Linked DNA regions of Homo sapiens: region 1 is linked to region 2. The links are chromatin loops, found by intact Hi-C in ENCODE. Cell type or tissue: OCI-LY7. All regions are shown on one strand. Each heading gives the region's core, and the rest is flanking DNA. Links, peaks and the distances in the headings are about the cores only.

The links. A loop is a pair of places that touch in the nucleus more often than their neighbours do. Peaks named below come from ENCODE experiments on the same cell type or tissue, not always from the same donor. Only the 100,000 strongest peaks of a DNase experiment are listed, where the experiment ranks them.
Region 1: it touches region 2 in a loop (8-fold over the local background); 4 of 110 quality-filtered maps call a loop at or near these places.

The regions. Positions count from the first base shown.
Region 1 is chr3:10,514,257-10,529,560 of GRCh38, forward strand. It overlaps a transcript of ATP2B2 not described here. Among named protein-coding and RNA genes, the nearest start is that of ATP2B2, 16 kb to the left of the region's middle. In OCI-LY7, for the core only: a CTCF peak has its summit at 8,564 (motif pointing left); a DNase peak (open chromatin) is centred at 8,555.
Region 2 is chr3:10,336,248-10,351,551 of GRCh38, forward strand. ATP2B2 (ATPase plasma membrane Ca2+ transporting 2) reads right to left here. Exons shown (of 23, transcript NM_001001331.4): 15 at 14,151-14,330; 16 at 13,865-13,952; 17 at 9,784-9,890; 18 at 9,137-9,328; 19 at 6,505-6,718; 20 at 4,246-4,457; 21 at 3,995-4,102; 22 at 1,929-2,111. Among named protein-coding and RNA genes, the nearest start is that of MIR378B, 14 kb to the left of the region's middle. RefSeq lists an enhancer at 3,040-3,607. In OCI-LY7, for the core only: CTCF peaks have their summits at 8,081 (motif pointing right) and 8,304; DNase peaks (open chromatin) are centred at 8,094 and 8,954.

The DNA of each region.
Region 1 (15,304 bases), core at 4,275-12,274, 180 kb after region 2:
GTGTCCAGTGAGTGGTTGAGGGGAGCAGGGAAGAGGTGGGATGGAGGGCCAGAGCCAAGCCTGAAGGAGGAGGACAGACAGGAACTGGCCGCCCTTGGGAGATGGTGATGCTGATGGAGTCTTGATGGGTTCCTTAGACCCACAAGGGTGTCATATCTCCCACATACTCCCCAGAGGATGCTGGGCCCAGAAAACTTCTGGGAATTCCCTTTGGGATCTGCCTTTGGGGCTGGTTTATGTGGACTTGCGGCGCATCAGGGCTGGAGGTGCCGCTGCATTCCTGTGTCCAGCCCTAGCTTTCCATTTTACAGATAGGGATCCTGAGGCCCACAGAGTGGTCACCACCGGCCTTGAGCACACTGCAGCCAGGCCAGGGCTTGGAGGCAAGTGCTCACTCCAGGGCCGCCTGTTAGCCCCATAAGGAACCCCCCTTATGTGGGGCTACCTTGCTCAGGGCTCATCTTCATCAGACACAGCTCCAAAGAGCATAGGCTCTCCAAGGAGGCCTGCCACCAGCAGCGGGGAAAGCCCCAGTCTAGTGGCCACTCTGCAGGCCCTCTATGGATGAGACTTCCTGAAAGGCTGGGCCACCTCTCTCACTGCACATCCCCCTGCAGGTGGCCCCAGGGGGTTGGAAGAGCACTAGATCAGGGGTTATTGGGCAAGACAGCCGCAGTGGGCCGGGAGAGTGCTGACCTTGTCCCCCCAGCCTTCCTGACCTCCCCAGGGGCTGGTTAGCAGTAACCAAATAAAAGAAGGGTATGGAAGGATCTCTGTAAACTGTAAGTAGATTCTCAGATACAAGGTGCTGTTTCTTTCTGGGGGACACAGAGCATAGAGCAGGGGCTTGGGCATCAAAGAGATGTGGGATTGAAGCCCAGCTCTGCCACTTACCACTGGGTGGCCTTGTGCTAGTCACTTGGCCAATGTGAACCTCAGTTTCTATTAATACATCTGTAAAGTGGGGCTAACAATACCTGCAATTATGGGAGTGTTGGGAGGCATAAATGAGTAATACATATGTACATGGCACATAGTGGGTGTTCAGGGATGTCTAGCTTGCTTTTTCATCTCTATTCTGCAAAGGTGACAACACTTTTAATTCATAGACAATCTGATCTAAACAAAATGAGAGGGAATCTGAAGATATCGTTCGTTCATTTCTTCAGCATTAAGAGGGTCATTTCCTGCTCTGCTCTCTCCCCATGGGAGTGTCTCAATCTTCTCAGGACCTCCCCCAAGGGTGGTAACCATTTCCCCTGTGACTTGGTGGGAGCTCTCAGCTGCCAGCCCTGCAGAGGAACCCACCCATCAGCCTCTGCCTGAAAACCCAGCCCCAACTGAGGTCCCAGAACTACCCGGGCTAGAGGCCAGGTGGTATATGTCTGGGGCACAGGCTCTGAGTTCACACAGGCCTGAGCTTAAGTCTGAGCTCCACCACTCACTGAGCTCTGTGATCTTGGGCAAGTCAGTTCCCCCTTCTGAGCCTGGTTTCTTCATCAGTAACATGGTGATGATATCTACTTTGGAGTTGTGTCCTGAGAATTAACTGAGATACTGCCTGTAAAATACTTTGCCTATCATGTGTTACATGCACAATTAATGGTAGCTTAAAAACTACCTGTAAGCCCCTTCTCTTTTCCCTTGAAACAAGCAGGACGTAAGTATCTCCATCTTGTGTGGCATGGTGTGGCAGCAGTCTTGTTCTGGAGTTGCTTATACTGACTTGTGAGAGCCGATTGTGTTGTCAGTGATCTCATATTGGCAGCTTACAATCTGCCAAGGTGGGAGCATTGACACCACAGAAATTGGCAAGCACTGGAAAGCAGGACATCCACCTCCCTGAGAGCTGGTTGTGAAACACTTACCAGCACACCACAGAACCCTGGGCAGGCCCGCAACATGGTTACCTGGAGTTCATTACCTTTCAAGTTTCAGGACCCCTTTCTGATTTAGTTGCCTTTGACCTGTTCCTCCCTGCTGCAGGCTGCCCTGGCCCCAGCCCCTGGGCCTCTGTCGGCTCTCATCCCAGTGCTGATAACCTGCTCTTAGCCCTCCCACCATGGAGCCTACTGACATTTCCCACTCTGCCCAAAGGAGGGCAGTGCCGGACGAGGTGACCCTGGCATGGCATTGTCCTAAAAAACTGTTGGCCAGCGATCTTCTATCTTCTTCTCCTCCTTTTTCCTCTCTTGTTGCTGACCCCAAAGGCACTTCCCAAACAGCCACTCCCTCTTAGCTGCCAGCACCTCAGATACCATCCTGTCGTTCCAGTTCTCATCCCATTGTCCCCATAACATCCATTGCCACTCCTCTGACCTTTCCAGGTCTAACTCTTCTTCCTTCAGCCCCAGCCAGGGGACTCATGGACTTGGAGAAAGGTGGCCCTGGCATCTGTCCTGCTTCTCTTCCTTCTCCTGGCGTGGCACTGGACAAGTTACTCAACTTTTCGGAGATTCAGTGATAAGGAAAGTGATATTTACAGGGCTCTCGCCACGTGCCAGGTGCCGTGCCCACAGCCTTCCTGGCTGACTTCATTCCTTGTTTCCTCATCTGCAAAATGGAGATGATGGAAGTGTCCACCCTGTGGAATTGTACGGTGAGCTGAAGTGACAGCTTAAATGGGCTTGCTGATTGTAAAGTGTCATGCTAATGCTGTTATTCTACTTTGAAGGGCAATGCTTGTTTAGATCTACAATTTTCAGATGTGTGTGTGTGTGTGTGTGTGTTTCTTAAAAAAAGCCACAGGCATGCTATTTATAGCCAGCTCCTGTACAGGTTTTTATCATTCCTTGCCTGCTCTGCTAAAAATAACAAAACGACAAAGGTCAAGTCTGCTTCTACCTATCTGAGGAGTCTACAAAGAATGAGCCTTTTGATTCACTGCCTCGGTGAAGTGAGGACTCTCCTGCCAGCTCGGTGCAGGCCACAGCCCTGGAACTCCTAACCAGGTCGACTGGGTCTACACCGAGGAGCTGAGGAAGGCTGGGGGCGGGGAACCTGCAAGTGTCACACTGGGCAGATGCATCTCGCCTCGGCCACCCCTTCCCCTTCCCCCAGCCTGGGGAGGGAGGTGGTGGTGGAGCACCATAGACTGAAGGACAAATATTCTGGGTCCTGGTCCCAGGGATGCAGTGTGGGCCATGGTTTCCCCATATTCAAAATGAGAGGGGTTGGGAAAATAGCCACTGAGAATTTTCTCTCCAGCCTAAATGCATACATGCTCCATTCTTTTTTCTCTCCCCTTCAGCCTATAACACTATGGACTCATTTAATGAATATCCACTGGCCCTTAATAATGACAATAGCATTGATGATACTGCTACTCAGCCACTACTTGTGGAGTGTCCAGAACATACCAGGCACCGGGCTAAGAAAGCCTTGAGGTGGAGTAAACTCACTGAATCCGTGCAACCCCACTGGAGAAGGAAGCTTGTCATCCCCATCTGATACATGGGGAGGTGACTGAGCCCAGAGCCTTGCACATGCACAGTCTCGCACCAGGCAGTGACAGCTCCAGGATGTGAACTGGGTGTCACGTCCTGGGCCTGTGCTTGGCTCTAGGCACTGTGCCGGGCACAGCAGGTAGGAAGACAGACACAGAGCTTGCTTTCCCTGTCGTTGAGGGAGCGATGGCTGCAGATAGGATGACCTCACACAGTGTGGGAAATGGCAGTAGACAGACGGGGGATTGGGCAGCCTGTGCAGGTTGCAGGGAGGAGCACATTTCACCTTTGCCAGTGAGGCATTCCAGGTAGCAGGCACAGCAAGAATGAAGGTAGGGTGGGGTTGGGGTGGGGAGGGCTTGAAACCTCACAGCAAAAAGATTTGCATTTAGTCTGTGGACCAGAAACCCTCAAACTCCAGTAATGATGTTTGCCAGTCTGCAAGTTCTAGCATATACTTTGCATCTGTCCTGAAATCACCTCCCTTTTAGAAACATATGTATCTCTCTACTTAGTGTTATCTTAAGCATTCATAGTCACAATATCATGGATTTGCCTTGCCAGTTGTATTTTTCCCCTAACACATCAAAGTAAGTGCACAGGTATTAAACTAGAGAGGATGTGCTTGCCCCCCTCCAAAATGCGGACTCGCGTCTGCCTTTGGAAACCAGGACCGTGGGTTTAGGCAGCTTGGAGGCTTGATCCGATCTGGACTACAGAAGGATTTCTCGGAGGTTAGAAGGGATAGGGGAGGCATTCCTGGGAATCTGCCCTTGTCCCATGACAAAGGTCTGGGGGTGCCAGCATGCCCCCAAGCTGAGAGTGCCACTCTTGCCCCAGCAAAACCCCTCCTTGGCCTCAGCTCTCTGGCTTCACCTGAGCCCACTCCTGATCCGCTTTCTCCCAGCCAAGCGCCGCTGCGGCCGTGCTGACCTCAATGACTAACACACATTCCTGGCCTAGTTACAGAGCCCCTCGCCTCGCGTATTTATAGCCACCTCCCAACTCCACTCATGCCTCTGAGGGAGGCCTGGCCCTTCTTTGAAAGCTCCTTTCACTACCCCTGCCCTGCCCCGGGCCCCGCTTTCACCGGCAGGTGCTGTCAGTCTCCCCTCTGTCGGGGACAGGTGTGGGGCAGGGATTTTGTTCTGTGTGGCCATGGGAAAGTGGCTTCCCCTCCCTGGACCTCATCTGTAAAGTAAGAGCCATCATACTCTCCGGCCAGGCTGGGCTGTGGTGAAGATAAACTGAGATATTCATTCTGAGATCATGAGTAATAACTAATGTTCATGGAACACCAACTGTGCACTAGGCCCTGTCTAAACACTTGGCACATTATGAACTCATTTAATTCTTACAACAACCCCACAAGGGACATACTGGTATCATCATGCCAATTTTGTAGAGGAGGAAACTGAGGAACAGAAAAGTTAGGCAGCTTGCCCAAGGTCAAACACCTAGCTGGGATTCAAACCAGACTCCAGAATCTGTACTCCGGGCACTGTGCTGAACTTGACACACAGAGTGGTCCTCAGCCATACTGTGGATTTGCCCTGTTTGTTTCCTGCCTTTGGGGTCCCCTGAATTAGCTAAGCACATCACTCACCGTCTGCAATAAAGTGGCCGAGGCGGGAGTGAATAATGAAGGTGCAATGTGCAATGTCCGGGCCTTTCAAGGGGCTATTGAGGACTTGGCTAATGAGGGAACAGAGCAAGAAAGAGAGAAGAGTCACAGCTGGGACTCCTGTCAAGGTGCCCAGCTTTACAGAGAGGTATGCTGACGCATGGCAGCATGGCAGGGCAGGCTGGCATCTGATGGTACGTGAGAGGCGTTGGAGTTCTAGGAGTGGAGAACTCAGTTCCTGTGTCCCCTGCCCCTACCCCACCTCTGACATCTCTCACCCTTGATCTCAAAGGAGGAAAGCTTCCAATGAATGTTTTGATAGAAAGGTTTTAGGAACTTAAGCCACCTCGTCCCATGAATGTTATAGTTCCAAAAGAAGATTCCAAGAGGGACAAGAGAACAAATATTGTTTGGGTGTTTACTGTATGTGTGGCACTGAGCCAGGCACTCAGCAGTCACTTGTTCATTCAACAAACATTGGCTCAGAACTCACTCCACTCTCTGTGCCAGCACTGATGCTGCCTGCCTTGCATGTGGAGACTTCTGGACCAGGATACCTGCCTAGCAAGTGGCAGGACTGGGATCGAATGCAGGGGTTTTTCTCACATCATACAACTGCTATTGGTGGGTGCAGGGACATCTGACTTCACCTCCTCATACCCTTTACCATATACATTTGGCTGCAGCCCAGTTTTTCAGGTCCCCACCCTGATCCCTCATGGTCACTGGGACATGCTGCTCTTCCTAAAATCAGCCCTAACAGATAAAACTCTATTCCCAACCTCAAAGGAAGCTCCAAGCCATGGTTTCTGGATTCTGGAATTGAAGAGAGGTGTCGGCTGCCTGTCCTTAGCCAGAAAATTAATGGCCAACCCTGATTTAATTAGCTTTTCCTTACAATGATTTAGGGAAGCCTGTAATTAGCTCAGGGGCCTGGAGGGAGAGGCCCAGGTGTTGGAGCCAGTGCTGGAGCAAGCAGCAGGGGAGGGGGGTGCCGGTTTTAAGATCAGACTCCTGCCCTTGCGAGGTAATAGTGGAGGCTGGGAGAACCCCTCACCTCCTCACTGTGGGAGGCGGGTGGAGAGAAATCCTAAATGAATGCAGAAGAAGAGAGGGTGGACTTAGAGATTATAAAAATATTCTTTTACTTTTTTTTTGTTTTGAGACAGAGTCTCATTCTGTCACCCAGGCTGGAGTGCAGGGCACAATCTCGGCTCACTGCAACCTCCACCTCCTGGGTTCAAGTGATTCTTGTGCCTCAGCCTCCCGAGTAGCTGGGATTACAGGCGGGCACCACCACACCCAGCTAATTTCTGTATTTTTAGCTGGGGTTTCGCCAGGTTGGTCTTGAACTCCTAATCTCAAGTGATCTGCCTGCCTGGGCCTCCCAAAGTGCTAGGATTACAGGCGTGAGCCACCACACCTGGCCTCTTTTTTTTTTTTTCTTTTTTTTCTTTGCCTACCCAAATAAAAAAGAGTGCCTTTCTATTTTGATTTGTATTGGAACAAACTATATGGCATACGTGGCTTCGGCAGGCCACACATCACTGCAGGTTCAGAGTGGCAACTAGACTATGTCACTGCAGATAAACTCTCCAAGCCCCTTGCATGTGGCTGTGGCAATCCTCCCACAGTGTCAGGTGTTAAAGCCAGACTTTTCCAGCTAATAACAGGGCAGACTCTGTTTGCAGTTCTGAGGAGGGGGCTCCCAGAACAGGGTCTGCATTTCGTGCAAGGTAAATGGATATTAGCCAGACATTGGACAAGGTTTTGCCTGAGACCCTTGCCAGCTTCAGACTTCCGGGGCACACATCCCAAGGAGTAGATTGTCCCTCTGTGGCACCCCAGCCCCTGTGTGACCCACCTTAGTGGGTTTCCTGCCAAGCCCTGCACCTGCCCCCACACAAATCCTCACAGGGAAGCAGAGCCAATCCTACCACTCAAGAATTTAGCCTTGATCTGGAGGCATCAGAGAAGCCCCCATAAACAATCAGTCAAGTAACAGTGAAGAGTTTGCAGGCTATCTTTGAGGATAAGATGGTATCCAGGACCAGAAAATCCTTCATTCATGAACTTTCAGTCTGGGAACTTTCATGGGCATGAATAAACCCATAGCCAGTGGATAATGTCGGTGATTATGGACAGGTGTTTAATCTCTGGGCCATTTGTTCTTGATCCAGAATGATTTGTCTGTTGATGCTCCTTTTTAAGGTGTTTTAAGGACATTGTTAATCCCTCCAAGTCCAACCAATATAGAAGCAGCGAGAGTGTGGAAACTGTGTAAAGTGATTGTGGGAACGGAGGTGAAATGTCACTCTTTAGAGATATATACACCCAAGGTGCTTGTATTGTGATATCTGAGATGTAGAGACAAGTTGATTGTGAACTCCTTAGGGAGTTAGTCTGAGTGTGAGTGGAGAGCCAGAGGTGGCCATGGGCTACATTTGGAAGGAACAACAGCATTTCTGCTGCCACTTTCAGAATGCCTACTCTGTGTCAGAGGCCACGCCAGCCACATACATCATCTCTAACTCTTACAGCAACCCTGCTAGGGAGGCAATATTAGCCCATTTACAGAAGAGGAGACTGAGAGTCAGCGAGGGGAGGTAACTTATCCAAGACTATCCAGCCAGGCAGGGCAGTGTTTGGACTTCAACCCACGTTTGTCAGGTAACAGTCTGTGTTCTTTCACAGTTCACAGAGGTGGGACAGTGGGGTTGGGGATTGAAAGACAAGGGGGATTATGTGGGTGGGCACAAGGCAGAAAGGAAAATGAATGTAAATTTTTATTTTTAAAAATGTATGCTGTGTACCTACTGTGAGCCAGGTTGCCAAGATGAAAAGTGCAGTGTCCACCCTCCAGCTCCTCGTGGTCCCGTGTATGTGTACTGCTGTGCCCTATTTGAGGAGGCTTCCTTTTCAGTACGTGTGTATTGCCTTTTCTCAGCTGCTGTGCTTATCCCCCTCATCATAATAACCCCCTGTGTGAGGCTCAGAGAAGTTAGCTAGTTGTCTCAAGATCAGACAGCTAGTAAGTGGAGGAGCTGGGATTTGATCCCATATCTGTTTGACTGCACAGCCTGAGACCTTCCCTGGGATCCTCTCTTCCCTGTGACCATCATGCCTATCTCCCTTCTACCTCCTGGTCATTCCACTGGAAGTAACTTTCTGTGTGCATAGCTTCTGCTGAAGCCAGTGTTGGACTTGTTAGCTGGAGAAAGGAGATGTGTTTGGAAACCACCCAAGAAAAAGACACTTGAAATAACTTTTCTCAGTAGCCCTTACTGCTAAAATGTGCTGAATCCCGAACAGGAGTAGGCCTCTGAAGGACTCACATCCACACCATCCGTTTGTCTGGGATCTACAGCTGATGGTGCACTTTTGAAGTCATTACCTCATAGAGCCTCACAGCAGCCTGGGGCAGGTGTCCTGAACCTCCTTTTACAGATGAAGAAGCTGGAGGCTCAGAGAGGTAATGGGGCTTGCTCAAGGTCACACTGACACCTGGGGGTGACCTTGGATGCCTCATGTTTTCTCCCAGAGCCTGAGGTTCTTCAGCTGCAGAGATGGTGACGATGATGTCGGCACCCAGGGTTGCTCTGAGGACTACAGGAGAGGACACAGGTGGAAGAATTAGCACAGGACCTGGCACACAATAGGTGCTCCACAGCTGATAGATGCACTGGACTCTTCAAAGTGAAGGTCACAGATGTGGATAGTGAGGGTAAAGAGAGGCCAAGAGTGAAAGGCTCTTGAGCCACTGCTTGTGCAAACAGGTGGGCTGGCAGCTGCTGACAGTGACAATGGCTGGTTTTTATTGTTTAATCCTCCACAAGTGTCATATTCCATCCTCATCACAAGCTGTACAAAGTGAGTTATGATTTTGTCTCCATTTTGTAGATGGGAAGGTGGAGGTGCAGGCAGGTTGAGTAGGTGGGAACCAGACAGCAGTTTTCAATAGAAAAGAATAAAACAATCCAAGTTCAGAGTATGACAAGCTTTTAACTTTCTATTAAAAAAATCACTCTTAAACGTTTCTCCTGAACATGTCCCCCAACTTTTGTTAGCCTCTCTAGCATTTACTTTGTGACTTCCTTCACCATAGAACTTACTCCTCTCTGGCAGGCCACCCTAGCCCTCATTGCTCATGGAAGGCGGAATCCTGGTGCCCAGCCTGCTGGGCCAGGGCTAGAAGTGAAGTTGGGTTCCATAAATTGCGAATCTTTGCTACAGCTTTGGAAGTGGTGAAGGCTCCTGCTTTATATGCAGCAGCACCTCTGACACATGGTGCAAATGGTGTCTGGCTAACCTAAATCATATTTCAAATATGCCATCGGAAAAACCGTGGTTCACAGGAAAAATGCCCCCTTGATGCTTCCTCCCCCGCTTGATTATTCGGGGATCCTGGATGTGGCTGGTAGCAGGGGAGAGGAGAACTTGGCTCCACTAAGTGGTCAAATATATCAGAGCCCAGGCATTTATCTCTAGGCCCCCGTTTCCTCTTCTCTAAAATGCAGAAAAAAAAAAAAATAAAAGAAAGTGAACTGGCAGGACTAGACTGGAGGGAATCTACAAACCAGCTACTTGTGAGAGCAGCCCACTGAAAATACATTTGTTTGTTTTGCTCAGAGCTTAAAATAAAATTGCATTAAATGCCAATGTTTAAAAATGGGGGGATTGTGCATAAGAATCCAGATTTCTGTCTTCTCTTAAAATATCGTGAGCATTGCCCATCCAGAGTTGGCTGGAGGCGGATGAGGCCACAGAGATGAACATGTGGCCACTAGGTCATCCCCTCTCCAGCTGACTTCATTAAGGGCACTTTCTGCCCTGGACCCAGGAGGTAAGTGAGTCTGTGACGCCTGGACCTGCATCCTGAACGTGGGAGCCTCTTCAAGGGAGGGGGTGGGCTTCTGGCACAAAACCTTTCCTATTTATTTAAAACGCACTCATGATATGCCAGGGTTGTAGTAAACGTATCAGGTACAATTCTAAGCACTATACCCACACCAGGCAACTATTTAGTTCTCATAGCCACGTCCTGAGGCGAGTGCCATTGCTATCACACCCATTTTGTAGATGAGCATGCCGAGGCACAGAGAGGTTAACTCACTTGGCCAAAGTCACATGACCGGTAAGTGACGGCATTGAGATTTGATCCCTGGCAGCTCTGCCTCCAGATCTGTGCTCTAACCATTGTACAGTGCTGCTCCTCTTCCTCTTTTCTGGGAGAATGGCCAGTCTTATGGCTTTGTCCAAGTTTCCATCTCTCAATATGACAACTAATTCATCATCTCCCCAGCTCTCCTTCCCTCTTCTATTTATTACTTCCCTCCCTCATGTCAATCAACTCCTTTAACCTGAACAGCCCTCTAAGGACAGGTATACTATTTTCCCCATGTTGGGGCAAGGACATTGAGACACAGAGAGGTTAAGTAACCTCTCCTGGCTAGAGGTGGGAGAGTCAGGGTTTGACCCTGGCCATCTGTTTGCAGAGTCCATGCTCTTGGCAGTCTCTAACACCCTGGAATCCCCTCAACCACCCAGCTTGCCATTCATTTCTTCCATCCTTCATTTTTTCACTTACCTATCCATCCAACACTCAACCAACACCTTGTGCTCATGCCACCCCTGTGCTGGGCATGGGAGGCTCAGAGATACCTGCATCGAGACTGGCAGGAGTGGAACGGTGACATCCTGCTCTCAGAACAGGAGCTACCTATGAACACTCCCTCTGGGGCCAAGGCCAGTGGGAGAACTGGTTTTCAACAAACAGCCCTGGACAGTTCAGGAGGAGGCAGCAGAGGGGAAGCTGTGTAGCCAGCTTCCTGCAGAGGTGAGTCTGCTGTAAGGCACTTACAGATTCAAGAAGACCTCAGCACCCCTGACACCCTCATCCCCTAACTCCACCCTTGGCAGCTAAAGCACCGACCAGCCTTTTGGTTGTAGTTAGTCCACTGCTGCTGTGGGGCCCTGAGTAAGAGGCTTTGCTCTTCTGGGCCTCAGTTTCCTTATCTGTACAATATCTTGAAATAACCTTTTTGTTTTAGAAGAGTTTTAGATTTACAAAAAAATTCCTAAAGACAATACAGAGAGTTCTTGTCTGTCCTGCATTCAGTTTCCCCTATTATTCACATCTTCTATTAGAATGATACCTTTCTCATAATCAATGAATCAATATTGATATGTTGATACTAACTAACACCCGCACTTTATTCACATTTCCTCTGTTTTTGCCTAACACCCTTTTCCTCTTCCAGGTCCCCATCTAGGGTGCTGCATTGTATTTAGTCACCATGTCTCCTTAGGTTCCTCTCGGCTGGGACAGTTTTGCAGAATATTATTTGGAAAAAATAAATTCGAATACCTCAGAAGGGGTATTTTGGGCTACAAGAAATATTTTAATCTGGGCGGTGGTTACACCAGTGTAAACCCGTGTAAAAAGTGGTACATTTAAAATTAGTGCACTTTATCTACTATGTGTATCATGCCTCAATTAAAAAAAAAAAGGTTCTCCAATTTGCCACAGTCCCCAGGACTCCCTGTTATATTTCACTCATTCTCTGTCATTGTTTTGTATCATCTGCTTCGCAACTGTATTCATTACACAGTAGATGAATAAGACCCTTCCAGTTTACTCATCTTCAAAGTGGGTATAATAATTTTCTACTTGATAAGGCTGTAGTGAAGATGAACTGGGACAGTATATATCAAGTCCTTAACACAGTGCCTGGTGCACAGTAAGTGTTCAATAAATAGGAATGATGAGGATTATTGTGTGTGTAATATTTGTATTATTAAAACAGGTGTGTGAGCCTTCCTTCTCCTTACAGCAAACCCCATCCTCTCCTTCTCCTCTCTCCTCTGCCTCCTCTTTTGTCTCTGTTCATCTCTGCCTGGGAGGGCCAGGAGGTGGGAGAGACAGAGCAAAGCCTGCAAAGACGGTGTGTACCGGCCAACAGAAGCAGAAGACCCTTGAGCATGACCCCCAGACTGTCCTCAAAGCCCAGGGAAGCTTTGGTGGAAGCTGGGGTTCCAATCATTCCCTATTTAAGGAGTTCCTTGGGGTGCAAGGAGCTTGAGGAGCTCTGCAGTTCCCTGACAGCTTCCTCCAAAGCTATATCCCGCCCCCTCAGAGATTTCCCTGGCCAGTGATCCCTGGACACAGGGATTGGGAGGGCTTTTAGAGGGGTGCTGTGGGTCACGGGGACAAGGTAGCCTCCAACCTGGGCTGTCTGCTGGCTCAACCTCTTGGGGGGATGCCAGATTCCCCTGTGTGGCACCCCCAGACCCATGCCCAGAACCAATGAAGTCAGCGGGAGCTGTCTGTGATGAGTGTGCGGATGGCCAAGAAGGACCCATTAGGGCCAGTGAGGGGGTGTGGGGAGTGGAAAGAATAGGGACTGAGGGGTAGGAGGACAGGACTGGGTCCTGCCTTGCCCTCTGACTTGCTACATGACTGCTGGCGAGTCCCTTCCCCTCTCTGAGTCTCTATTTCCTAATAATAATAACAATAATAGTAACCATGATGATAGTGATGATGGTGGTGGTGGTGGTGACACTAGCTCCCAATTTAAGTATAAGGCATGGGATAAGCCCGTTATGTGTACAGCGTAATTTCATCCTTATACATAACCCACAAGCTAGGTCCTATTATTATCCCCATTTCATGGGTTTTTAAAATGGGGTCAAAGGGTCGAGAGCGTGTGTAAGCCTTCCCAGCTAAACCGTTTGCAAACACAGGATTCAAACTCCAATCTGTCTGACTCAGAAACTGACACCATGACCTAGGTCATCTCCTCTGTATTTGCACCTCTGAGCTGGGCAGGTAGTTTTCCTTCCAGCATCAACCTTGCTGCCTCTGAGGGCGGCTCCCATGTTCAGGGAGGGAAAGGGGGCAGCTCAGAGCTAGCACCTACTGGACACTTGCCTGTGTTGAAGGGCTCCCTCGCTTATCTCATTTGATCTTCACACAGCCTTATGAAATAGGAACTGTTACCACCACCCCCATTTTACAGGGTAGGAAACTGAGGCACAGAGAGATGGAGGTAAATGTCCAAATGGACACCTGGGTGTCAGGATTTGAACCTGGGTCTTCTGGCTACAGAGCCCACGCTCTTGTACTCTTTCACCGCCCTCTGGAGGGAGCACTCCTATGGAGCTGGGTGAGGCCAGAGACAGTCCCTCCTGGGGCTCCTCATCAATACCTACAGAGCTTGCCTGGGCCAGGGCTTGCCCTCCACTCTCCCTCTGAGACAAGGACTCAAAGCCTCACAGGTTCCTCTCCTTATACTCTTTCCATCTCAGGAACCCCCTACCTCCCCACCACTGCCCTGCCCTGAACTGGAGACCCAGGCTTCTGAGGAGACCAACCAGTCCAGGGCTGTGGGGAGTGCCTCGCGAACCCAGCCTCCCATACCTGGCCAGAGATGGCGGTGAATCACCCGGTGTCCCCGCTGGGTTTCAGGCCACGGACACAAGTACCCTCTCTGACTGCTCGGCTCCAGCACCTACAGTCACTGCAGAAGTCTGCAGCGTATGGCCACACCCTGCAAGGTGGCCACGGCACCGAGGCCTGGCTGCCAGCAGGGCTGCCTCCCTTTCTGGCCTGAGGATCGGTGAGGAGGGAGGTGGGGTGGGGAGGGGCAGGGGAGCAGGGCTGGCCACTAAGGTCTGTGGGCTGGCCTTCACAGTGCGGTAATCGGCAAAACAGTGGTCTCTGTCAAAAGCAACATGGGTGGCGGGCATAACTCTGTACCCCTGGCTTCTTCTTGGGCTTTTGTTCTCACGAGCATGAGGCTCCTGATCCTATCAGCAATACCCTGGCTTCAGCCCTGGCTACCTGGAAGTTCTTTTGTTCTGAGGACTCTCTGTACAACTGGCTGGCATGGAGCAGCCCTGGGAACGTGGGGAAAGGGTGGCTACGACGCGTGCATCTGGCCCAACCCAAGGAAGCTTCCACTGAAACAAGTCACGTGGGGAAATGCCAGGCCAGGAGAGCCTGGGCCAAACAGCACAGAATCTTGCTTCCTCCAGGAAGCCTCTCTGGACTAAGGGGAAAAAAGGGTAACAGAGTCCCCCACCCACCTTGCCTCTGGGCCCCATGACACTCCTTGCTTGTGCCCTATAATGTGCCTGATCACTTTCTCTTCATAGAGAAACAGGAAGAAAACATTTATTGTTTCCTGCTGAGCAACTTGTCCTTCCTCCAGCATCCTTGGAGAAGGGGCACTTTCCACATGAGCAAGTTTCCTAGCCACTGTAATCTTCCTCCTTCGTGTGCCAACGTGTGTTTTATCTTAAATATTTCTGGTGTAAGGAACACACCCCTGAATATATTTTTCACTTTTATGTGAATTGATATTTTGCTAATCACAGCAACTCCTGTTTGACAAATAGCAGAACATCTATGCTGCAAACATATTATTTAGTCAACCTAGCGACTTCCTTCGCTTCCCAGCCTTTTGCTTTTAAAAATACGGTTTAAGCAGGTGCGTTGGCTCATGCCCGTGATCCCGGCTACTTGCTTGGTGCTGGTGTCAGTGTGTGAATATGGATTGTAGGCTCTCAGTTCAAGCAATGTGGGAACTGCTCATATTTGGGATGGGGAAGCTTAGTTAACTTTCCCAGATCCATGAGATGACTTGGGAGGAAAAAAATGGAGAGCTGGCAATAAAGGGGGTCCAGCACTGACCCCCCACCTCTCTGGGCATCCCAGCCAAGCGGGGGTGATGGGCTCATGTCTCTGTGCTACTTCCCACCTTCCCGGGGGAAGACTCAAGAGCAGGTGTTATCTCAGAATGAAAGTCAAGTGACTGATGAGAGGGAGTAGGGGCTCCCCAGAGGTTCTCAGACCACCCAGGAAGGACATTACTTCTCTAGGGAAACAAAGACAGGAGGTGACCCAGGAAGAAAACCTCTTTCTCTCACGCTTTGAAGATTATTTTGGGAACGATCTTCCTGGTACTCCCCTATCCAACAACAGCCAGTTGCGTACTTACCTGTTTTGTGGCCTTCCTGCCTGTAACCACCTTGAAAGCTAAGTCCCTGGCTTCCCGTGTCTCCAGAGTCTAGCATATAGTTGTGCTGAGAAAGAGCTCAGCTTCAAACTTACAGGCTCTTTATGTAAGACAATGACCCCACAGTCTCAGATTGGAGTTTAAGATGCCAATGGGCATCTCCTGGAAGCTAAGATATCAGTGATTTTTAGAAGGATGTCAGACTTCTAGAGAAT
Region 2 (15,304 bases), core at 4,775-12,774:
CGCAGGGCCCCCTGAAAGGAGGCCCCGCTCTTGAAAGTATTGACTACTTCAATCTGCAACGGAGGAGAGAACGAGACAAGTTGCGAGAAGAACGAGCACAACGGCTACATGACTGACAGGGCAACGTCACAAGAACAGCCGCAGCCACGGCAACAACGACAATGTCACTTAAATCAAAACAAAAATACCAGACACACTCCAAGGCTCTGAAAAACGTCTGCTCAGCTCTGGGCCCACCTGCAGGCCCCAGGGTCCCCGGGAGGACACAGGGGGTCCGGCCTTTGTCCTGTGCTAGTGGCTCAGGGGCCAGTGGGCTGGCCAGTGGGGGAGGCAGTGATTAAACATGGTATCTGGAGGGAAGAGAGCAGTGTTCAGCCTCCCTCAGGTACAGGCGTGGAGGTAGAGGGTGTGGTGGGGGTCCTGAGGTGGACAGAGCTTGGCCTAAATTCCAGCTCTGTCACTTACTAGCTAGCTGACCTTGGGCAAGCCACCTCTCTGAGTCGAGTTTCTTGTTCTTAAGAAGGGTCAATGCCACCTGCCTGGCAGGGTTATCTGTAAGTGGCAAAGCACCTGACCCGTGTTAGCATTCCGCAAGAGGCAGGCAAGACAGGCGCCCCTGCCCACTCAAGAAATCGCAGTCCTTGCTTCCTCCCGTAATCTGGAGACCCCTGCGTGGCTTTGCCGCCAGGGCAGTGACAGCACCAGGGACATATTCACTGAGTTGTCCTGGACCTCCCAGGAGGTGGGGGCAGGCTGGGAGGGGTGGCTGCGGGGCCCTAACCAGGGAGGGTGAGCCCAGGCCCGTGTCAGGCACCTCCGGGTCTGAAACCGGCTTCCAGTCCCCACCCCAGCTGTGCCAGCTCAGTAGAAGGGGCCATCTCCTGGACCTTGGTAACCTCTAAAACTGGGGGAGTCACATCTACCTCCCAGGGCTGTGAAGGTCACATGAGGTGAGGTTTGGGACAGGGTACAGAGGGGTGGGAGGTGACCCAGGTGAGCTCTCTGCTACATCGGATGGAAATGAGGTGCTGGGCCACAGCTGGCAGGATGGTGGCCAGGTGGCTGCTTCTACACTGCACTTCGCCCAAGCATGCTGGGGCATGGAGGAGCTCCCACTCCAGCTCCCCAGATGGTCTGGGCAAGAGACCCACAGAGTCCCTTCTGACCCTCCCCTCGCAGGGCTGTGACAGCACTTGTGAGCTACAACACCTGCTCCAGGCATAAGGGGACCATGTGAGAGCATGTGGTATGTGTGTGGGGGGGTCGGGGGAGGCGCGCAGGTGTGTCGTGTGCCACGTGGCAGCCATGCTCTCTCTGCTCTGGGGAAGAAACCTGCTTCTGGCTGGCTACGCCCTGCACCTGTGCTCCCCTGGTGTGCTTGGTGTGTGCATGTGTGTCTGTGTGTGCTTGAGGATGACTGACCTTTGCTCCCCAGAGCCTCTCCACCCCCTAGGGGAAGCTGGGGAGAGCAACTGAAGCCCCCGTGGAGGCGGCGGACCCCCTGACCACCACGCCCTGGGGGACCCTGGGCGACCTGGCCTGCAGCTTCTGTCCAGCCTCACACGGCCCCTGTGGGTGGGTGCCCCCAGCCCTGAGCGACAGTCCCCTCACTCACCTCTGCCCTCAGAGCCACCCTTCCCCACCCTCTCAGGGAAATCCCCCTGGAGACCATGGTGGGTGTGACCCCTACCACTTCCCCGTGCTGCCCTGAGAGGGCACAATGGGACCTCTCTGAGGAGGCCGTGCTGTTCCTTAGCAGCCACAGGAGTGGGTGTGCAAGTGGCTGGTGAGAGCTGGCCGGGACCCCTCTGTAGCCACCCTCCCTCAGCACCAGAGCTGGGCCCTGGGGGGCAGCACAAGCACACTCACCTCCATCCCCTGGCCCGCCCCGGCCAGGCCTGGGCCCAGCCCCCAAGAGCCTCCTGTACCTGTGTCTGGATCCGATTCAGGCCTCGGAACCACAGGATCTGGCCCCGCCGCAGCTCCCGCTCCGCGTGGTCGATCTCCTCCACGTCCTCGTTGAGCTCCTCCTCCGGGATCTCCTCCTTCTGTGTGAGCCTGCCTGCCTCCTTGAGGAACTTGAGTCTGCTGGTCGGGATGGTGGCGATGACCTGCAAGGGACCCTGTCTGTCAGGACGGTGGGGCTGTCCTTCCCAGTGGCCTTCTCTCCCTGACACCCGCTCCTCTACCTCCCTCCTCCTACCCGCTCACCCAGGCATGTGATCAATCTACTCCTTCACCCACCTCACCTGTTCCTCAGCCCAGTCTTTGACAATGTCTTTTTTTTTTTTTTTTTTTTTTTTGAGATGGAGTTTCACTCTTGTTGCCCAGGCTGGAGTGCAATTTGCTTTTTAATTCATTCATTCAGAGTCAGGGTACATAGTGGACAATCTTGGCCTCTAGGAGTTGGACAGATGTGGCTTTGAATACCCCAGACAACCCTGGTCCTGTGGCCTCGGGCAAGTCATTTAACCTCACCGAGCTTTGGTTTTCCTAGCTGTAAAGTGGGGGCCGCTCTGGGCATGGTGAGAACTGGGCACGGTGGAGGGTCTAACTCGTCCTGCATGAGCCTGGCCCGTGGCTGGCCCTCGGTTCTCCTGGGGTTACTTATTCCTCTGTCCCTTATTCCTCCTGAGGTCACTGGACCCTGAAGGCAGCCAATCCTGGACTGGGAAGGCAGAATGGGAAAGAGCTATGCCTTCATTCCTAATCTTCCCCAAAAGGCTTGTCCATGGGGCTGAGGACCCAGACGCAGGCCCTACAGGAAAGCTGCGGTGGCAGATATCAGAGGCCCCTTCCATTTCCTGTAGGAGCAGTCAGGCGCTGGCATGAATGCAGCCTCAGGGGGCTCCCTGGGAGTGTAAAGTCAGCACTGCCCGCTGGCATTAACCTTTGTCCTCTGAATCCTTCCCTCAGTTACTGGGCCCAGCCCCCAAGAGCCTCCTGTAGGGGGTGGGCCCCAGTGGGATAAAGATGGCCTGGCCCCCAGGGTGCCCAGGGGTTTATCACTCTCCAAAGCAGCCCCAAAGGTTACAGGAAGTCCTTTTGGATGAAACTAAACTTTCTTATTTATCTTTTAGTTAATTTTTGCCCCCGTAGCTTCTCACTCTAGCCTGCAGACAGCTTGAAGGCAAGAAAAATGCCTCCCACCCATGGGGTCCCACTGCCTGGATGTGTGAGCACCTTGGGAATCAGGCCCCTTAGGCCCTGAGTTGGTTCTGGGCCCTCCTCCCAAGCCCTGTGTCCTGGGTCAGGAGCCTTTGGGCTGCATGCTCTCAGAGCTGTGACAGGGTCTGGAACTTGGGCAAACGTAGAAAAACGAATTGGTGGGAGAATATTCTGGGACAAAGCTGGAAGGGCCCCTAAAGAGCATCCAGCCCAAGGAGCCCCAGAGCTGGGGCAGGCACAGCACTGAGGCCACAGATGGCCACAGGCACAGCACTGAGTAACACCGCAATGTGGCAGAGTGTGTCCTGCTTGCGTTCCCTCTGAGTGCTCTAAAGGATCCTGATTGACGCCAGCCGGCCACCAGCGCCCGCAGACCACTGATTCATCTCCCTTCCTAACAAGCTGCTCCAGCCTTGAATCCCTGGCAGGCCATGGCTTCTAGCTGGAGTTTAATAATGTCATTCTCATTACATTAATGTTTTTGTTAGCTTCCATTTATGACAAGTGATACTGATTTTTCAGTTGTCTTAGTAACAGGACGTTGCCTTTAAAAACAAATTTAAGTTAAAAAAGCTGACGTGATTGAGAGAAAATATTACATAAACAACAGGAGCAGTGGTAGATAGATATAAGGCAAAAATCAGAGCAGTAGTACCCAGACGACCAGTATAGGACCTGGGACAAACCCCCTTGCTCAGATGTCCAGAGATAGGGAGGAGCTTGCCTGGGGTCTGGCAGCCCATTCCTGGGGGTCCTGGATTCTCCATCCAGTGCTGTCTCCCTTGCCCTGCTAACAGGCACCTCCTGCGACCTACCAGGAACTTACCTGGCCCCAAACGAGCTCTCCTAACCCAATGAATATGCACCACATCCACTGGTCCAGCTGCAGTGGAGAGCAGCTGAATGGCTTCCCTCCAAACTGCACGATCACTATCTGGAGGTCACAGGGGAGCAGAGAAAGAGAGAGAGAGAGGCCATCAGGGACCAGCACAGAGGGCTGGGCTCTCAGGGTCCTGCCCAGGGGCTCCAGCCGCTTGCTGCCCACCCCGGGCCTGGTTAGGGTGGGGGCCTCACTACCTGGATGGCAAAGGTGCCCAGCACGATGGTGCAGAAGATGGGGTTCCGGAAGATGCCGTCAAAGACATTGCGCTCGCCGTGGATCTTGCGGGCGTTGATCTCGTTGAAGAGCTGCATCATGACGAAGGTGTTGAAGATGATGGTGTAATGTTCTGAGGGTGGCGAATGCAGGGGCGCGTTCCTCCCGCTGTCGATCTGGAACATCTTCTCGCCTGCCAAGTGAGAGAGTGGGGCTGGGCTGAAGGCAGTGGTGGGGGAATCAGAGGGGAGATGCCTGGCCTTTCGTGGGGGCCTCTTCTGAGCAGTGACGTGAATCCCCAAGACATCAAGGCATGCTTGGACAGTGGGGGGCCAGGGCTGTGCTGTCAGCTGGTCAGAGACTAGGACTGAAGGGTCAGCAAAGCCCTTTCTCCTCTGGGGAAGAAAGGCCTTGGGCAACTGTCTTCCACTTTTTCTGTGGAAACCCGATAAAGGTGGACGGCCGGCTGTGTTAAAGGTGGGCGACATGGCTTCTAAAAAGTGACCTCAGACTGGAAAACTCATTCTGGACTGCGAGGACAGGATACCTGCGGGAGGTTTTGCGCTGCCCCGAGAGTGCTGCTTCTTGTTCCTGAGCATGTCCCTTGCTGAGACCTCTACAAGCTCATGGGGCTGTTACTAGAGATGCCAATTCCTATATGGAGCCCAGGACTTCTGGGCTAGGCTGGCTCTGGACCCTCCCATGTGGCTTCATTCTAACACCTGAGCTGTCACATGGCAGGGCACTGCTGTGTAGACGCTGCTGATAGGGTGTCTGATGCAGTCCTGTATCCTTTTTGTTTTGTTTTGTTTTGTTTTTGAGATGGAGTCTCGTTGTTGCCCAGGCTGGAGGACAGTGGCGTGATCTCAGCTCACTGCAACACCCGCCTCCTGGGTTCAAGTGATTCTCCTGCTTTAGCCTCTCAAGTAGCTGGGATTACAGGTGCGCACCATCACGCCCGGCTAATTTTTGTATTTTTAGTAGAGATGGGGTTTCTCCATGTTGGCCATGCTGGTCTCGAATTCCTGACCTCAAGTGATCCACCCGCCTCGGCCTCCCAAAGTGCTGGGATTACAGGCATGAGCCACTGCACCTGGCCAAGTCCTGTGTCCTTTTGCACAGCTGAGTAAAGTGGTGCCAGGAGGCTTGTGGAGTTTTCTGGGTGTGAGATGTCCCAAGACTACCCAGGGTAGGTGCTGCTCAAGTGGTCAAGCCAGCAAGCCGACCAGGACCCCCGCTCTCCTCTCCTCTCCAACCCCTCCACCTCCTCTGAGTCTCTTCTAGTTCTGCATATAAGTGGCTTCCTCTAAGCTTTTTCATGATAAGTTTTACAACAGTAAAATGTGTCCTGACAACACACTACTTTCAAAATTTATAAAAGGCAACTAACTGCCTTTGAGGAATGGATCCATGCCCACCTCCATCACACTCTGGGCTTTGAGGACAAGTGAAAGGCCAGCTCCGGGAGGCTCCTGTAAGGAGAGAACTGGCCCTGATTCCATGTGGGACTGCGGGCCAGACCCTTCCCCTCTCTGGGCCTCTGTTTCCCCATCTGTGACCTGGGGATAGGCTTTGTTGGGATTGCCTCCGAAGCATCTGTGGAAACCAGGCCAGTCTTGGCCCCAGCCAGACCTGGTTCTGTGCCCAGACTCTTCCTCAGACTGGCTGTGTGCCCTTGGGCAAGTCACCTCACCTCTCTGAGCCTTGGTGCCCTCGTTTGTAATGTGGGGTGGAGGCAAATGTGCTTGCCTCACTGAGTGGAAGACCCAACCAGGCAGCCCAAGTGGAAGCATTGTGAGAGTCGGTGGTGGTGTGAGCGTGTATGCCCTGCCCCAGGAAGCCTTGCTGAGGGTCCCTTCCACGGGGCCAGGATAAGGTGCTGGAATGGGTCAGAGAAGGGGTGAGTCACTCCCCTCCCAGCCTCAGGTGCCTCTGGGGCTGCCATGCAGTGCTTCAGCACCCGGTCAGGGCCTTGCACGGTCTGTACTTGTTGCCAGGAGCTGTCACCAGTGGAGAAAGCCACTGATGGCTTTAGGGTTAGCCAGAGCTGGGACAGGGCCAGGCCCTGTTCAAGACTTGCTGGTGTGACCTTGGGCAACTTACTTGACCTCCCTGGGCCTCAATTTCCCCATTAGCAAAACAGGAGGGGGTTGTGACTCGAGAATGCTGGGTGAGAGCCATGGTGCACCCAGAAGGTGATGACCCCGCCTGGGAGAGGCGTGGGTGGGCGAGGCGCTCACCAACAAAGAGCAGGGTGAAGATGAGGGCAAGCTGGTAGACAGCATGGCCCAGGATGTTCTTCATCATGGTCCTGGAGATGAGCGGCTTGTTGCGGCCGTACGGCTTCCTCAGCAGCAGGGTCTCCGTGGGCGGCTCAGTGGCCAGTGCCAGCGAGGCAAACGTGTCCATGATGAGGTTCACCCAGAGCATCTGCACGGCCTTCAGAGGGGAGTCCTGGGGACGGGCAGGAGAGGGCTGTCACCTGTGCGCCCACCTGCTGCTGTGAAGTGCTGGGCGGGCTCATGGTGTAGTGTCCGCAGGCTCCTGCTGGAGGCTGGAGTCCGACCTGCCCCTTGGCTCCCCAGCAGGCATGGAGTTGTTCTCTGATGCCTTCTCTGGAGAACAGTGCAGACCTGCCCACCTCAGCCACATCTTCCCTGCCAGGAGATAAGTGAGTCCCCCCAGGCCCAATGGCCACCAGCTCCCTGCCTTCTGGTAAATTCAGCTGCATCTCACCATCTTCCCCTCTCCCCTCCAGCCCCCGAGGAGGGGGTCTCTCCTGGCTGAGGCCAAGACCATTCCCACCGCCTCCGGCATGGGCTCCTACCTCCTCCCCCCACTGCCTCCTCCCCCTCGGGCTTTCTATCCTACAAACAGTGCCCGTCCCCCACCCCCCCAATGTCTCCTCCCCTCTTATCCCGCCTTACCTTAAAAAATTATTGTGCGTATCTATGACTCAAAAATTAATACATTTCAAGGTAGGAAATATGGCAAATGAGGAATAGCAAAAGCAACTAAAACTGTCAAGGACCTCACCACTTTTAGGTCACCACTGTCCAGGTTCTGGGAGGGACCCTTTCAGACCTGTCTCTTTGGCTGAGAGGAGCTGGTTCTTCTGTCCCCATCCTTCCTCACACCCCCACGTATCTTGTCCACAGCAGCCAGACTTTGGCCCCTCCACGTTCCCAGAATGCCCTCCGCCCACGTCACCAGCACCTTCTGTGCCACGAGTTGCAGGACCTCTTCTCGGCCAGATGTCACTGACCTCGCCCCTGCACTCCCACTTGTAATCCTGACCCCACTCTCCTGGTCGTCGTCCTCCCTTCCTTTTAAATCTGTGTTCCTGCCTCAGCCCCATTCTCCTCCTCGTCCTGTGGCTTTAGTTACATCCGTCTAGTGGCCTGTGGAACACCTCCTCCAGGAAGCCCCCAGACCCTGTAAGCTCAACAGCCCAAACCCGATGCTCTTCCCACCTCTGTTCTCTCCCAAAGCCCCATATACCTGCATCCCTTCCACTCATCACCTCCCAGGTTTCATCACAGCCCCTGCTCCTGGCTTTCTCTCTCACCTCCTCCTTGCCTCAGCCTCGCTCCCCTTGCCCCCGTCCTCCCCACCCCGGGCTTTCTCTAATTCCATATACCTCAGGGTCAAGTGTGCCCGTCTTCTTATCAATGCTGCATGGCCTCGCCACCAACTCAATCAAAGACCTCAGGCAAACTGATAGTGGTCTCAGAATCTCAGTTTCCCTATCTGGCATCAAGACCTTCTGGTTTCCAAGTTGCTGGGGCCGCAGGAGTGTTCCTCAAGCTGCCACTAGAGGGAGTGTCTCATCCACAGGCCAGGAAAGAGGGCCCTTCTGAGCAAAAGGAAGCCCCCAGCCACCCTCCCAAGGCTCCGATTCTCAGGGCTGGGGTAGCCGGAGCTGCCACCTATATTCCCCCAGCGCAGGAAGCAACAGAGGGGAGCAGTGTTCCAGCGCCACACAGCTCTTGGGGCAGTGCTGCACTCTGGGCCTCTGGGGGCTCCTGTGGGCATGGGCTTGTCTGCCCAGGTGGCTACTGGGAGTGTTGGGCCTTGGGGATCCCCTGGGGCTAAGGGAGACCCATTCTTGCCTCCCTGGCCAGGCTGGTCAGCCCCTGTGGGGAGTATCAGGAGACTGCAAGAACAATGGCAGGTCCCTGGCCAGTCCATCCTCTGAGCCTCAGTTTCTGCCTCTGTAAAATGAGGATCATCACAGTTCCCACCTCATGGAGCTGCATGAAGAAGCAGTCAGTCTGCAGACATCTGGGGCCTGCCTGCCAGGCTCAGTGCATAGGGCTGCTCCAGACCCAGTCGTGGTATCTGGCCAGACTCCTCTGTGACCTTCCCAGTGAGCAAGATCCCCGACTCCCTCCAGTTATCCCCACCTAGCACCTCCTAAGGCACTCCACACTCCAGTCCAGAGCCAGGGCCCCAGGGCCCCCACTGGCTCTTTGTCCTCACCTGGATGCCTGATCCCCCTTGGGCCCTGGCCTGCCCCTCCCTGCCTCCCTCTGCCCTCGTGGTGGCCAAGGGCCCTGCCTTCTCTTGAGGATTCCCTCTCCTGCCTCCTGCAGTGAGGGCCAGGCTGTGAGCCTGACAGCTCCCATTTGCTGGGTGACCTTGAACAAGTCACGCCACCTCTCTGAGCCTCATGTCCTCGACTCCCCTGGGGCCAGTGCCTGCACCTGAGCTCTGTGATGCAGTTCCTGGCCCCCAGCAGGTGCTCCATCGATGGGTGCCTCATCCCCGGCTGTTCTGACAGGGACAACCTGGAGTACCCTAAGGCCCCCGAGCCTCTGTGGGGGGTCTCCGCCCTCCCCCAGGCTTTGGTGTGGTCTCCTGCGGACCCACCTGCGTGATGCAGGCGCCTGTGAAGGCCACAATCACGGCCACCACGTTGACGGTGAGCTGGAACTGCAAGAATTTGGAGATGCTGTCATAGACGTTGCGGCCCCACATCACTGCCTTGACGATGCTGCTGAAATTGTCGTCTGTCAGGATGATGTCTGAGGCCTCCTTGGCCACGTCAGTGCCTGCGATGCCCTGTGGGGACAGGGACAGGAGGCTGGGTGGGGTGGCCGGGGGAGGTGACCACTTCTAGCATCACCATCCTCACTCCCTCCACTTCCTCAGTCCTACACAACTCCCAGTGGGCCCAGCACAGCCAGACCACACAGGGACACCCCACTCTTCACGCTCCTCACAGACCCAGCTCCCTTCACCCTCAGGAAGCCTCACCCTGGCCCCCTCTCCCCCTCTGTTATCTTCCTCCTCAGCCTGCAAGTGCCCCCCTTCACACAGCTCCCCCAGAGCAAGAAGCATCCTATGCCTTTCCAGGAAGACCTCGGGGTCAGGCTGAGTCTCGAGAAGGGTGGGCACCCACGGCAGATGGCGGGTGGGCCAAGTGTGAACTGGGGCTCCTGAGTAGCCAGCCCAAGGTTGTGTAGTCCAATCTCCCCAGCCCCCACCACCCCAGGCCCTCTGTGGGCCGTTCCTACCATGGCGAAGCCCACGTCGGCCTTCTTGAGTGCAGGCCCGTCGTTGGTCCCGTCCCCCGTCACGGCCACCACCTGCCGCTGCTCAGTGTGTGTGCTGTCGATGATGCCTGTTGGGGCAGGAGTGTGCTCAGGCCCTGGGCCACTCAGGTGGGAGGCAGCCTGGGCCAGCCCTGGTCCTCGGGAGGGGCCTGGCTGGGCATGGCTTCCTCTCTGGTCCCTGTCCAGCCGCCCCCTCCATCCAGGCTCTTCCCAGCTCCAGGCTGGCCTATAGCTGCCAGCAGGTTACAGTGGGCTCCTTACTGGGCTGGTGCCGACTTGGGGCCCCCTGTGGCCCGGGCCCTGCTCACCTCTCCAGCCCCCTCTTTGCTGTCTGCAACCTGTGGCCACATTGGCATCCATCCTAACCAGAAACACTGTATCCTCTAACTGTGCTCAGGGCCCCCTCTGCCTCAGCAGGGCTCCCAGGGTTTCAGCAGGACCTCACCATCTGTTCCTCCCGACACCACTAGCCAGCACTTTCTCCCTGGGGAGTCCAGGCTTGCTGAGGAGGCCTTGGCTTTGTCATTTGCCAGTGACCTCTGCCCCACCATTCTGGCCCTGACCTCCCTCCAGACATTCATCTTCAATAAAACATTCAACGAATAACAGAATGAACAAATGACATGTGGCCCCAGTCACTGAGCTGGGGCCAGTGGAAAAGGGTGGGTGAAGGATGTCATCGGTGGGGACCTGTGGAGTTTGTGGGACTCCTCATTCATGGGGCTTGCGAGCAGGGATGTCCATGGGCACGACAGGAATTTGGGTATCAGCATCCATGGGTCTCTCATTCTGCACATTGAATGTATCACCAAGGCCTGCCAATTCTGGCTCCAAAATCCCACTGAAACCCTTCCTTTTCTCTGTCTCCACCCTCTGCCACCAGCATCACTTTGTTTCCTCTCACTGACTCTGGACTCCCCCTCCAACTTGCTTCCCCACAGCAACCTCAGGATCTCTCTAACACCCATGTCTGAACCAGTTCCGTCCCCCAGCCATCCCCGGAATGTCGTTTTCCTGCTTCCCCCCTTGGTCTCAGGATAACATCCATGTTCTTAGCTCCACTTATGAAGTCCTCTGTGACCAGGCCTCACTCACATCCTGACCTCTTCTCTTCTCTCATCCCCTGGCCACCCCCAATCTGTGCTTACGGTCCCACAGAGCTAGCTCTCACTGGCCCTGTGTCTGGGCAGGCTGTTCCCTTGGCTGGAGGTACTCCTGTCACCCACCTGTACTGTATTTTTGGCTCAGAGGCTGCTTTTCCCAGGAAGCCTTTCTGACCCTCTGAGGATCCCTGCCTGCCCTTAATCAGATCCATGTAACTCTATGTGCTGCTCCATCCTTGCGCATCTCTCTGCTCTGTGCCTAGCAGACGGCAGCAGCCTGTGGAATGAGGCGCTGAGTTCCATAACCTGGGGCACTGTGCCCCCAACCTGCTCCCTTGCAGCTCTACCCTCTTTCAGGCCCAGCTGCAGTGCCGTGTGTTCTGGGAATCGTTCTGGGCTGCTCCCACCCAGCTGTCGGTGACCCCTCAGTTCCACCGTCCTGGACTCAGCCTCCCCAAGCTTGTCCCCTTGGGACATTAGGCCTGAGTTTCCATAGTTCCCTCAGTCAGCCTGGGGGCTCCTCCAAGGCAGGGACGGGTCAAATTTCTGCCCTGTGGCTCCCAGGTGGTGCGGACCGTTGCGTAGCTCAAGCTGTGCGGAAAGCTGGGAGGAAACCTCTCCCTAGACGCCTCCCTGCCTCCAGTCCTGGGGTGGCCTGACTGTGTGCAGTCACCAGGGGCCTCCCTGTGGCTGCTTCCTATGGTCACATTTCTGTTCTGTCCCCGCAGACCTCTCAGCAACTATTTCCACCATGGACCACACCTTCCTCCTCCACAGGCCTCCTTCCTTGTCTTCCCGGCACCACTCCCCACTGACCATCCTCCTGCCCCTCTAGCCTCCTCCCCTTGGCCTCCTCTGTAGGTTCTCAGCCTGCACCATCACTCGGGCAGCTCTTGGCTTCTGCAGCTCCTCTCTCCCCACCCACATGTGCCACCCAGGACTCTGTCTCAGGCCTGCTCTCCCTCCTCGCTCGATGTCCAATGCTCTTCTCCAACAGGTATAGACTGATGGGATCCCAGACCCTCCTGCTCCTCATCCCTCCATGACATGCAAACCACCACCCAGCCCAGACCCCTCCACTACCCAAACTTTCTCAGACCCGCACCTGGCAGCTCCACTTGAGGTGTCACCACTGTGGGCAGGTGACAACTCTTAAGCAGGACAATCCTACAGGTCCCTCCACTGCCAGGCCGTGCTCTGCACTGCAGGGTAAGTTTTCTAAAATGATGCTTCTACCCTCTAAACCCTCCCATGTTCCTGTGCCTGGTGACACGGTGCAGGCCATGACGGGGTGCTCGTGGTGGGCATTGGCGGCCCTGCAGGATCTGCTGCCCTCCCACCTGCTCCAGTCTCCTGTAGCTTCCCTCTCCCACCCCGAGGTCCTGGCCCAGATCCTTGAAGGCATCTGGGGATCTTCTGCCTCTAGCCCTTTGCAGAGCAGTTCCCTGCCTTGCCTCAAGCACAGGCCCTACCAACCCTGGAGCCCATCCCACCTTCCATGGCCTGTGACCTAAAGCCTCCCTAGTCCAAGTTAGAGGCAGTGTTGGGTCCAGAGCACCCCATGCCAGCAGTGCAGCCTTTTGCTCTATGCAGGGACCACTTATTCAATGCCTGCTGCGTGCAGCCTGGCCCATGAATTCCACGTGGGCAGGACCAGGCCTGTCCTGAGCAGGGCTGGCACCTGGCAGGACCTCAGTAAACAGTTATGGAGAGAATGAGTGAATGAATAAGAATAAGGATGGGCTGGGCGCCTTCTGCTCCCTTGTGGTTCTGGGGTTCTGGGTTTCTCTCCCCAGGCCAGATCTGCTTCCATTAATGTCCTTGGGCAGCACCTTTGAAAGAGGAATCCAAGATGTTCTAGGGCTGATCTCCAGTGGAGCCCTGCTCCCATAGCCATTTTACAAATGAGGAAACTGAGTCCCAGAGTGGGATTTGCCCAAGGCCACAGAGCAGGTCAGTGGCAAAGCCAGGACCACGTGACTCTAAAAATACCCAGTTGGCTGGGCACAGTGGCTCCTACCTGTAATCCCAGCACTTTGGGATGCCAAGGCAGGAGGACTGCTTGAGGCCAGGAGTTTGCAACCAGCCTGGGCAATATAGTGAGACCCTGTCTCTATAAAGAATTAAAAAAAATTATCCAGGCACGTTGACACATGCCTGTAGTCCTAGCTACTTGGGAGGCTGAGGCAGGAGGATGGCTTGAGCCTAGGTGTTTGAGGTTGCAGTGAGCTATGATCACACCACTGCACTCTAGCTTGGGTGACAGAGGGAGACCCTGTCTCAAATAAAATAAAATAAAAATAAAAATAAAAAGTGCCCAGGACCTGGCCACCTAGGCTCAGCAAGTGGTGTGCCCTCCCTCTGGAGGGAGGAGCAAGACTTTGGCTTTTGGTCTCATCCCTCAGGTGGCTATTCCCAGGAGAGCGCATCCCTGAGGTCCTGGTCACAAACGTTGGTTGGGGGCCTCAGGGACCAGACAGACCAAGAGACTTAAAGCTCTGAGACCAGACTGAGAACGAGTGAAGTAGGCTGAGTATCAGACAACAAGCAGCAGTAAGGACTATGTCAAAGGTGAGAGAGCAGGGTCTGCGTAGTCTTTCAAATCCATCATTTAAAAAGGCGCTGTACCGGCCACATAGAACACGTCTGTGGGCCCCATTCAGCGCTGAGCCAGGAGTTTGGGACCCCACACAGGCCCAGGTCCATTGCTTCCTAGGGGAGTTGGAGGCCCACAGAGAAGACTTAGCCCCATCTCCTTCTGGCCCCTTGCAGGCTCCTGGGGCTGAAAAGGGGGTGACATAAGGCTGTGCCCAGGTGTGGAGAGTCAGGGGCGAGGGGCCCTTCCCTTCTGGGAAGAAGCTGCAAGTGCCAGGAGAGGAGGGCCCAGCTTCTGGCCTGGTGCTGGGCTTCAGGATTGCCCGTGCCCGCCCAAGTCTTACCTTTAACCAGGGTATGCTTGTCCGTTGGGGAGGAGCGAGCCAGCACCCGCAGCTTTGGCCAGATCTTGTCAATTCGCTCCTGCTCAATCTGGAGAGGGATGGGGAAGGGGGCGGGTCGGTGGGGTCGGGGAGAGAAACTGAGGCCTGGAGAAGGGAGGGGACATGCCCAGAGTCACTGGGCTCTTAGCAGCACACTGGCTGGCTTCTGTACAATCATGCAGCACCCTACCTCCCAGCTCCCATCTGAGCGCGTTCCCCTGAGGATGCTTTACGTTGGGACACGCACCTCCCCCTTCTCGTTGCGGATCCTCCTGTTGAACTCCTTGCCCTCGAGGCACAGAAAGTCCTCCCCAGGATGGATGATGCCACACTTGATGGCGATGGCCCGAGCCGTGTTGATATTGTCGCCAGTGACCATGCGGACCGTGATGCCTGCCCGCTGGCACTTGCGGATGGCTTCTGGGACCTGGGCAGGAGGGCAGGGGCCATGGGGGAGGGCACCACCTCAGGCAGACTCCCCCTGCCTTCATGGATTCCAGAGGAGCCCTTCTCACAGGCAGCTCTACTGAAAGGGGACTAGATGACTATGAGATGCTGATGACGCACATGGCATATGGGCCACAGCCTCCCTTCCTGTGCCAACGGCAGGCATTGTTAATCAATCACACATCCTTTGATTAAACCCTGATGTGGTTCTCATCACAGAGTCCCAGGTCGCTACCACCTATTGACCATGACGGTCCATCCTGAGACAGAACCATTGGCTGTCTCGACCTGGGCGAAGACTTTGGAAAGACTTCCATGAACGCCTCCTCAGATCTGGCCCCAGGTAAGCTTGGCCAGGTGAACTTCTCTTTGCCTCATCCACATACATAGTTCCTGCAAACTTGACAGATCTATTTGTGTATTTTCAGTTTCTTGGGGGGACATTTGCATTTGGGGGCATTTTACTTACAGAATGTGACACGGATTTAGAATATGTATAAAGGATTATGCTTCAGGTAAAATACGCCATTTCTCTGCAATAATAAGGATAGGTTCTGTCCTCTCTGACTGTAATGACAGACGGATATCTGGGACAATCAGGCCGGATCAGAGCCAGCCAATCAGAAGGCACAAGGCTTCCCAGCCCCGCCCCACCCTACCCCAGCAGCTGGCCCTGAGCAGAGCTGAGGGTTTCCCCGAGGAAACCAGCCTGGAGCTGGGGCACCCCTTTATACACAACAGAAATCAATGGAACGAGTGATTCTTACCCGAGGGCAGTGACAAATAATAAAATAATATTTGCTGCAGAACGTCTTTCAGTGGGAGAGAACATGTCAAGGGCAGGAAATCCAGTTGTTTGGGAGGACCACAGCCTGTTAGAATCTCCAGCCTGGAAGGGCTCAGTCTGACGTTCCCTCCCTGCACACCCCACAGTGACCAGGAGCGCACTCCAGC